Regions from separate parts of the Homo sapiens genome. Here region 2 is linked to region 1. The links are chromatin loops, found by intact Hi-C in ENCODE. Cell type or tissue: PC-9. All regions are shown on one strand.

The links. A loop is a pair of places that touch in the nucleus more often than their neighbours do. Peaks named below come from ENCODE experiments on the same cell type or tissue, not always from the same donor. Only the 100,000 strongest peaks of a DNase experiment are listed, where the experiment ranks them.
Region 2: a loop joins it to region 1, with 11 times the contacts of the local background. A loop is called at or near these places in 13 of 110 quality-filtered maps.

The regions. Positions count from the first base shown.
Region 1 is chr3:102,528,824-102,533,823 of GRCh38, forward strand. No RefSeq gene overlaps it. Among named protein-coding and RNA genes, the nearest start is that of ZPLD1, 96 kb to the left of the region's middle. In PC-9, no CTCF peak of the experiment used is centred here; DNase peaks (open chromatin) are centred at 1,788 and 2,168; H3K27ac peaks cover 1,627 bases.
Region 2 is chr3:101,696,769-101,701,768 of GRCh38, forward strand. LOC124906262 (endogenous retrovirus group K member 5 Gag polyprotein) reads left to right here. Exons shown (of 3, transcript XM_047449415.1): 3 at 1-5,000. Among named protein-coding and RNA genes, the nearest start is that of RPL24, 13 kb to the left of the region's middle. RefSeq lists enhancers at 2,731-3,490, 4,251-5,000. In PC-9, a CTCF peak has its summit at 3,017; no DNase peak of the experiment used is centred here.

The sequences.
Region 1 (5,000 bases):
ATCATGAATTATCCATGCAGGAATATGTCTTTCAAGTACATTGTTTTGGATTCCTGAGAGCTTTAAATACAATTCAATCATTATTATTTTTCTAATCCAAAAATCAGTAGAGTGAATAATGGCCCACAAAATTCATCTAAAGGGATCTTGACTTGATTAAAATGACTCACTCAGGTTCATATAAATGTCTTGCACATAATTTCATTTTGAATTGGCAATGTGGCAATGTAGCACAAAGAGAACTGGACTAGAGGTTAGGAGAGCTGATTAAGGCTGGAATCTTCTTCAGTGAGGTGTGTGAACATAGCAAAATTAATACTTTCTGAACCCCAGCTTTCCTTATATTTATAGTGAAAGAATTATAAAAGACAAGGTCCATTATACCTCCAAGGTTCAGTCTAGCTCTTAAATTTATACTTTATATGACATTTCTGGGCTCTCTCAGAAAAGAGATTTTGTCTCACTATCCTTGGGATGAAAATAGGATACTTTCTTTTCTTTCATCTCTCCATTTGTCAGAGACAAAAAAAATCATCTCTCTCTTCTTAATGTTCTGTCTTAGTCTAGGCCACACTGTGGACAGAACAACATTGTCAGTTAGGGAACCGTGATTGGCTACACTCACCCTCTCTCTAAGCTGGTTTGCTAAAGGGAAGGCTTTGTCTCAAAATGGATGGCTATCAGTATGGTAGGTTTATCCAAAAAAAAAAAAAAAACCTCAGCAAGTTTATGTAAACACTGTGGTACTCAATGAAGGAAGTGCTGAGAGGGTAACAACATCTGACGAATGGGTAAATTTTCTGGAATCTCGCAAGGCTTTGAACATAGCTCTCCCTGGTGGAGACTGCCTGAGCCGACCTGATGTTGTTTTTCCTCATGGTTGGCAGTTATAGAGTGCAGTGGAACAATCAGTTCCTTGGTTATCCTCCAAGGTGAGCAAGGTCAGTTTTAAACAGCTTTGCTGTCAGGGAGCCTCATATTTTACTCTAGTCTCCTAACCTCACAAATCTTGAGGCTGGCACTGAAGTCAATGAGCCCTCTGCAGCCTGATTCCCCACAGCGACTTCTCTCTTCTTACAAACAATGCCTCATCTTGGTTCTGCACACCTGCACAGGTTTTTAGGGAGCAGGACTGCAATTAGTCAATGCAGCCATAATTCAACCGTTATAAAGTATTTGCTTTCACCAGGGTCCTTTTTGTACAGTCTCATATTAAGCATCCACCACAGGAAAATTGCCCTTGAATGTTTGGTCCTTCATCAGCATTAAACTACAGAGCTGACTTTGAATTTTGTCAAACGATTGTCATAGGACAGGGTGAGATTACATAGTCTTTTGCTTATTAGCATTTCATTTAGAACATTACCATATCAAATTGGCTTAATTCTCTTCAGGGTATAAATATTTAAATTTTACAAATTCCAATTATGTTCCTTGCCCCCATTTTGTTCTTCCCACAAGAAAAAAATAAATAAATAAACATGATTCAGAGTGTCTGTTAATCTCACTTAAGGCAAGGAGGAGCCTGAAGATGAACCGTTCATGAAATGACAGATGTCCTAAGAAAGAAAACATCTCCAAAATAAGACCATTTTACTCCCATTTCTTTCAGTGACATGGATGTTTCCAACTAAAATTATATTCAGCATTTTATTTCAATTAAGTAAGCTAGTGATATTGTTTGCAAATAGGTCCTGGTTAATATGGAGTTAAGTTCCTTGAAAATACAGCAGAACCCTTTTTGGGTGTGCCCTGATGATCCTCATCTGCTCCCTACGTGTCACTGACTTCTTTAGATTGTTATCAGGAAATTAGACACTCCATTGAAACAATCCTGGGAAAATAATTCAAGAATCTGGTTTTCATTTTCACTTCTGCTCCTAGAACATTGGACCAGCAGTGCTGGTCCTGTGAAGGACTTGTGTTTGTATGGATGGGACATTGCATAGACCAGCTTAGCAAGACTAATTGATGGTTCAAGTTCTCTGAAGTATAGTTAGTGGCCAGAGGTTGGACTAGAAGGAAGAGAATAAGCAATTTGTTTGTCCAGGTTTTGATTTGCCTGACCAGGTGTGTCCATTTTCTCATGGTTAATGCCTGCGTCAACAGCACTGAGAAGCAACTAAACATTAAAGATTTATGAAGAAAACATTTCATAACCTATGAAGAATTTTACAAACTCTTGGATAGATGAGTCATTGTGGCATTCCACATCTAATGCTATGAGTTGCTTTCCCTGTTCCCTCGTTTCCTTGTTGCATGTAGCCATATAATAAATAGAACTGAGCTGCGTGGTGACCCATGGGATAATTATAAATATAGTAATGATTGTCTTTGGTTTATCTGACAGACAAAATATGGAGAAATGTGATTATTGTACTGTGTTAAAATTGTTCTGTGCTAAGGGGCTGAAGGAGAAGTACAAACACCTTTGAGTACGGCCTTACCCGAAAGGCGTGATCATTCATCATTCTTTTTTTTCTTTTTTTTTTTTTTGAGATGGAGTCTCACTCTGTCACCCAGGCTGGAGTGCAATGGTGCAATCTTGGCTTACTGCGACCTCTGCCTCCCGGGTTCACACGATTCTCCTGCCTCAGCCTCCCGAATAGCTGGGACTACAGTGCACATCCCCACACCCGGCTAATTTTTTGTATTTTTAGTAGAGACAGGGTTTCACCGTGTTGGCCAGACTGGTCTCAAACTCCTGATCTCGTGATCTGCCTGCCTTGGCCTCCCAAAGTGTTGGGATTACAGGCGTGAGCCATCACGCCTGGCCAAGGTGGGATTATTCTTATTGTGAATCTACTGGAGAATCTACATTTGTTACAAAAAAGACAAAAATTCAGAGGGTCCACCCAAGGTGGGCTTAGAATTTGAATCTGTCTGCCTTTGTCTTGATTAAAAATGTATCATGATATTCAGGATAGAAAATTTATACTTTAGGTGGAGGCCTTGTCTCTCTCCAAACTTTTCTATAATGACTCTGAAGTATTTCTCAAAATGCAGTTCTTATGTCAATCATCTATGATGACTAGTTCCCAGTAGCCTTCTGGATAAAAATCTAAAGTATTAATCATGGCACCTCAGACCACAGACTAGCTCTTTAATGTCATCTCTTCTCTCTGGCCCTCTCATGCATTATTTTCTAGTTACATTGAACTGTCTATTATATCTTGGCTACTACATTTCTCATCTCCTTGTATTTGGATTTGTGATTCCTACACTCTGTAAACCTATTTTACAAATTAGGTTGGATAACTCTTATTCATTTTCTAGAATGCAATTACTCCTTCAAGGAAACTCGCTTAATTTTACACCAATGTCCCAACCCCAACTGAGATTTTCGTTCCTCCTGGATATTCTTTGTTCATTAAACTATCACCCACTACACTGTAAGTTCCTTTTTCCTAGAAATGTTGTCTTTTACTTACCAATCTATAATGCTTAGCTGTGTCTGATATACAGTAAGCTTCAGTCAGTGTTTGTTGAATGAATAAGTGGGGTAAGTCAAGAGTGAGGGACCTAGGAAAGGTGCCTTTGAAGTTGGCCAGTCCTTTGGAACTGGAGTAGATATCATTGGATATCTTAGTCATTGAATAATAGATCATTTTTGTCTTTTGCTATATTTGCTGCTTTTTCTTTACCTTGGTATTTAATAAGGTCTCTTTTAAAGTTCTAGCCTCCCTAAACTGTGCTAAGAGAAACATGGAAGAGATTTTGTTTGTTCTTTATGTAGAGCAAAGAAAGGGCACACCATCCCTCCTGAGGCTAGCGAGATGGTGGCAGCAATATCTGAAATGTGAGAATCTCAAGAGGAAAGCAAGGACTTCCAAGGAGAGTGGAAGAACTACTGGGCCAATTGTTTTTCCAGAAATAAGAAAAGCCTGGAGGGTTGAGGTTTTGTTTTAATAAAGAAAATCCCATTTTCTTCCAGTGCCTTTCCACTGTCTCCTTTTAGCCATATTCTCCTCACTTTGCCAGGCTGTCCAGGTCCTTTATGTTGTCCTCTGGACATAGAGTTGCTACAACCTTTTCTGGATTCTTATACCTGCTATGGCTGGGGGCCTTTCCCAGACAGCAGTCACCTAAACAGGACATTTACCCTTATAGGTGCTGAGTGTTTATGGCTGAATGGACCTTGCTTCATAGGAGTAGGTTTCACTCCAAAACTTGTGGCTTAATATAGCAATCATTTTGTTATCTCCCATGTTTCCATGGGTTTACTGTGTTCAGCTGGGTATTATTCTGTTGCTCTTGCTTGCGGTTTCTCATGTGGTTGCAGTCAGACGATGACTATTTCCTCATCTGCAGGCTGCTGTTATAATCTGGAGGCCTGTGTGAGATATTGGGAGGGCTGAACCTCCCTCCTTCTCCATGTAGTCTCAGGATTTCTCTATAATGACATCTTAATGACGTCTCTTTGTGATAGCCAGACCAGAGAAGAATACTTTTTTTCTTTTTTCTTTTTTTTCTTTCTGGGATGGCGTCTTGCTGTGTTGCCCACACTGGAGTGCAATGACATGATCTCGGCTCACTGCAACCTCCACCTCCAGGGCTCAAGTGATTCTCCTGCCTCAGCCTCCTGAGTAGCTGGAATTACAGGCATGCGCCACCATGCCTGGCTAATTTTTGTATTTTTAGTAGAGACAGGGTTTCACTATGTTGGCCAGGCTGGTCTCGAACTCCTGACCTCAGGTGATCCTCCCACCTCGGCCTCCCTAATTGTTGGGATTACAGGCGTGAGCCACTGCACCCAGCAGGAAGAAGACTTCTTATGTGGCCAGTTAGAGTTCCCAAAACCAAGCAAAGGGAGGCAGAGGCTGCCACCCCTCTTAAAATCTAGGTCCAGAAGTGTCACCATGTCACTCCTAACATGTACTATTGTTCATGGAAGTCACAGGGAAGCACAGATTTATTGTGGGAGGGGACTACACAAGATTATGAATGCCAGAAGGCATGGTTCATTGGGGACATCTTTTAAAACTCGCTAACTCGTTATC
Region 2 (5,000 bases), 830 kb before region 1:
CATTGTTCAAAACACAGATCTTGTGGATTGGTCCTTCCTTCCTCATAGTACAATTAAGACTTTTACATTGTACTTGGATCAAATGGCTACATTAATTGGTCAGGGAAGATTACGAATAATAACATTGTGTGGAAATGACCCAGATAAAATCACTGTTCCTTTCAACAAGCAACAAGTTAGACAAGCCTTTATCAGTTCTGGTGCATGGCAGATTGGTCTTGCTAATTTTCTGGGAATTATTGATAATCATTACCCAAAAACAAAAATCTTCCAGTTCTTAAAATTGACTACTTGGATTCTACCTAAAATTACCAGACGTGAACCTTTAGAAAATGCTCTAACAGTATTTACTGATGGTTCCAGCAATGGAAAAGCGGCTTACACAGGGCCGAAAGAACGAGTAATCAAAACTCCGTATCAATCAGCTCAAAGAGCAGAGTTGGTTGCAGTCATTACAGTGTTACAAGATTTTGACCAACCTATCAATATTATATCAGATTCTGCATATGTAGTACAGGCTACAAGGGATGTTGAGACAGCTCTAATTAAATATAGCACGGACGATCATTTAAACCAGCTATTCAATTTATTACAACAAACTGTAAGAAAAAGAAATTTCCCATTTTATATTACTCATATTCGAGCACACACTAATTTACCAGGGCCTTTGACTAAAGCAAATGAACAAGCTGACTTACTGGTATCATCTGCATTCATAAAAGCACAAGAACTTCTTGCTTTGACTCATGTAAATGCAGCAGGATTAAAAAACAAATTTGATGTCACATGGAAACAGGCAAAAGATATTGTACAACATTGCACCCAGTGTCAAGTCTTACACCTGTCCACTCAAGAGGCAGGAGTTAATCCCAGAGGTCTGTGTCCTAATGCGTTATGGCAAATGGATGGCACGCATGTTCCTTCATTTGGAAGATTATCATATGTTCATGTAACAGTTGATACTTATTCACATTTCATATGGGCAACTTGCCAAACAGGAGAAAGTACTTCCCATGTTAAAAAACATTTATTATCTTGTTTTGCTGTAATGGGAGTTCCAGAAAAAATCAAAACTGACAATGGACCAGGATATTGTAGTAAAGCTTTCCAAAAATTCTTAAGTCAGTGGAAAATTTCACATACAACAGGAATTCCTTATAATTCCCAAGGACAGGCCATAGTTGAAAGAACTAATAGAACACTCAAAACTCAATTAGTTAAACAAAAAGAAGGGGGAGACAGTAAGGAGTGTACCACTCCTCAGATGCAACTTAATCTAGCACTCTATACTTTAAATTTTTTAAACATTTATAGAAATCAGACTACTACTTCTGCAAAACAACATCTTACTGGTAAAAAGCACAGCCCACATGAAGGAAAACTAATTTGGTGGAAAGATAATAAAAATAAGACATGGGAAATAGGGAAGGTGATAACGTGGGGGAGAGGTTTTGCTTGTGTTTCACCAGGAGAAAATCAGCTTCCTGTTTGGATACCCACTAGACATTTGAAGTTCTACAATGAACCCATCGGAGATGCAAAGAAAAGGGCCTCCACAGAGATGGTAACCCCAGTCACATGGATGGATAATCCTATAGAAGTATATGTTAATGATAGTGTATGGGTACCTGGCCCCACAGATGATCGCTGCCCTGCCAAACCTGAGGAAGAAGGGATGATGATAAATATTTCCATTGTGTATCGTTATCCTCCTATTTGCCTAGGGAGAGCACCAGGATGTTTAATGCCTGCAGTCCAAAATTGGTTGGTAGAAGTACCTACTGTCAGTCCTAACAGTAGATTCACTTATCACATGGTAAGCGGGATGTCACTCAGGCCACGGGTAAATTATTTACAAGACTTTTCTTATCAAAGATCATTAAAATTTAGACCTAAAGGGAAACCTTGCCCCAAGGAAATTCCCAAAGAATCAAAAAATACAGAAGTTTTAGTTTGGGAAGAATGTGTGGCCAATAGTGCGGTGATATTACAAAACAATGAATTCGGAACTATTATAGATTGGGCACCTCGAGGTCAATTCTACCACAATTGCTCAGGACAAACTCAGTCGTGTCCAAGTGCACAAGTGAGTCCAGCTGTTGATAGCGACTTAACAGAAAGTCTAGACAAACATAAGCATAAAAAATTACAGTCTTTCTACCCTTGGGAATGGGGAGAAAAAGGAATCTCTACCCCAAGACCAGAAATAATAAGTCCTGTTTCTGGTCCTGAACATCCAGAATTATGGAGGCTTTGGCCTGACACCACATTAGAATTTGGTCTGGAAATCAAACTTTAGAAACAAGAGATCGTAAGCCATTTTATACTATCGACCTAAATTCCAGTCTAACGGTTCCTTTACAAAGTTGCGTAAAGCCCTCTTATATGCTAGTTGTAGGAAATATAGTTATTAAACCAGACTCCCAAACTATAACCTGTGAAAATTGTAGATTGTTTACTTGCATTGATTCAACTTTTAATTGGCGGCACCGTATTCTGCTGGTGAGAGCAAGAGAGGGCGTGTGGATCTCTGTGTCCGTGGACTGACCGTGGGAGGCCTCGCCATCCATCCATATTTTGACTGAAGTATTAAAAGGCATTTTAAATAGATCCAAAAGATTCATTTTTACCTTAATTGCAGTGATTATGGGATTAATTGCAGTCACAGCTACGGCTGCTGTGGCAGGAGTTGCATTGCACTCTTCTGTTCAGTCGGTAAACTTTGTTAATGATTGGCAAAAGAATTCTACAAGATTGTGGAATTCACAATCTAGTATTGATCAAAAATTGGCAAATCAAATTAATGATCTTAGACAAACTGTCATTTGGATGGGAGACAGACTCATGAGCTTAGAACATTGTTTCCAGTTACAGTGTGACTGGAATACGTCAGATTTTTGTATTACACCCCAAATTTATAATGAGTCTGAGCATCACTGGGACATGGTTAGACGCCATCTACAGGGAAGAGAAGATAATCTCACTTTAGACATTTCCAAATTAAAATAACAAATTTTCGAAGCATCAAAAGCCCATTTAAATTTGATGCCAGGAACTGAGGCAATTGCAGGAGTTGCTGATGGCCTCGCAAATCTTAACCCTGTCACTTGGGTTAAGACCATCGGAAGTACTATGATTATAAATCTCATATTAATCCTTGTGTGCCTGTTTTGTCTGTTGTTAGTCTGCAGGTGTACCCAACAGCTCCGAAGAGACAGCGACCATCGAGAACGGGCCATGATGACGATGGCGGTTTTGTCGAAAAGAAAAGGGGGAAATGTGGGGAAAAGCAAGAGAGATCAGATTGTTACTGTGTCTGTGTAGAAAGAAGTAGACATAGGAGACTCCATTTTGTTCTGTACTAAGAAAAATTCTTCTGCCTTGAGATTCTGTTAATCTATGACCTTACCCCCAACCCCGTGCTCTCTGAAACAGGTGCTGTGTCAAACTCAGGGTTAAATGGATTAAGGGTTGTGCAAGATGTGCTTTGTTAAACAAATGCTTGAAGGCAGCATGCTCCTTAAGAGTCATCACCACTCCCTAATCTCAAGTACCCAGGGACACAAAAACTGCGGAAGGCCGCAGGGACCTCTGCCTAGGAAAGCCAGGTATTGTCCAAGGTTTCTCCCCATGTGATAGTCTGAAATATGGCCTCATGGGAAGGGAAAGACCTGACCGTCCCCCAGCCCGACACCCGTAAAGGGTCTGTGCTGAGGAGGATTAGTATAAGAGGAAGGCATTCCTCTTGCAGTTGAGACAAGAGGAAGGCATCTGTCTCCTGCCCGTCCCTGGGCAATGGAATGTCTCGGTATAAAACCCGATTGTACGTTCCATCTACTGAGATAGGAAGAAAACGCCTTAGGGCTGGAGGTGGGACATGCAGGCAGCAATACTGCTTTGTAAAGCATTGAGATGTTTATGTGTATGCATATCTAAAAGCACAGCACTTGATTCTTTACCTTGTCTATGATGCAAAGACCTTTGTTCACGTGTTTGTCTGCTGACCCTCTCCCCACTATTGTCTTGTGACCATGACACATCCCCCTCTCAGAGAAACACCCACGAATGATCAATAAATACTAAGGGAACTCAGAGACGGCGCGGATCCTCCATATGCTGAACGCTGGTTCCCTGGGTCCCCTTATTTCTTTCTCTATACTTTGTCTCTGTGTCTTTTTCTTTTCCAAGTCTCTCATTCCACCTTAAGAGAAACACTCACAGGTGTGGAGGGGCAACCCATCCCTTCAGAGGTGGGTGGATCACCTGAGGTCAGGAGTTCAAGACAAGCCTGGCCAACATGGTGAAACCCCATCTCTACTAAAAATACAAAATTAGCCAGGTGTGGTGGCAGGTGTCTGTAGTCCCAGCTACTTGGGAGGCTGACGAGAATCGCTTGAACCTGGGAGGGGGAGGTTTCAGTGAGCCGAGATTGCACCACTGCACTCCAGCCTGGGGGACAGAGTGAAACTCTGTCTCAAAAAAACAACAAAAAACCCCACCTATAGACAGGACTAGCTACATAAATAACTTGCAGGGCTCAGTGTAAAATGAAAGTGTGAGGTCCCTTTTTCAAAGACGTAGAAGGCCGGGTGCGGTGGCTCATGCCTGTAATCCCAGCACTTTGGGAGGCTGAGGCAGGCAGGTTATGAGGTCAGGAGTTCGAGACAGCCTGACCAATATGGTGAAACCCCATCTCTACTAAAAATACAAAAATTAGCTGGGTGTGGTAGCGGGCGCCTGTAGTCCCAGCTACTCAGGAGGCTGAGGCAGAAGAATTACTTGAACCCAGGAGACGGAGGTTGCAGTGAGCTGAGATCGTGCCACTGCACTCTCCAGCCTCCTCGGTGACAGAGCGAGACTCTGTCTCAAAAAAAAAAAAAAAAACAGAAAAAGGTGCTATTAAAGATACCAAAATATAAGGCACTTTCCTTTATTCTGCAATCTGTCTCTCCACTTTTCATAGTATTTTTTCATTTGTTATTTAACATCATGTTTTGTCA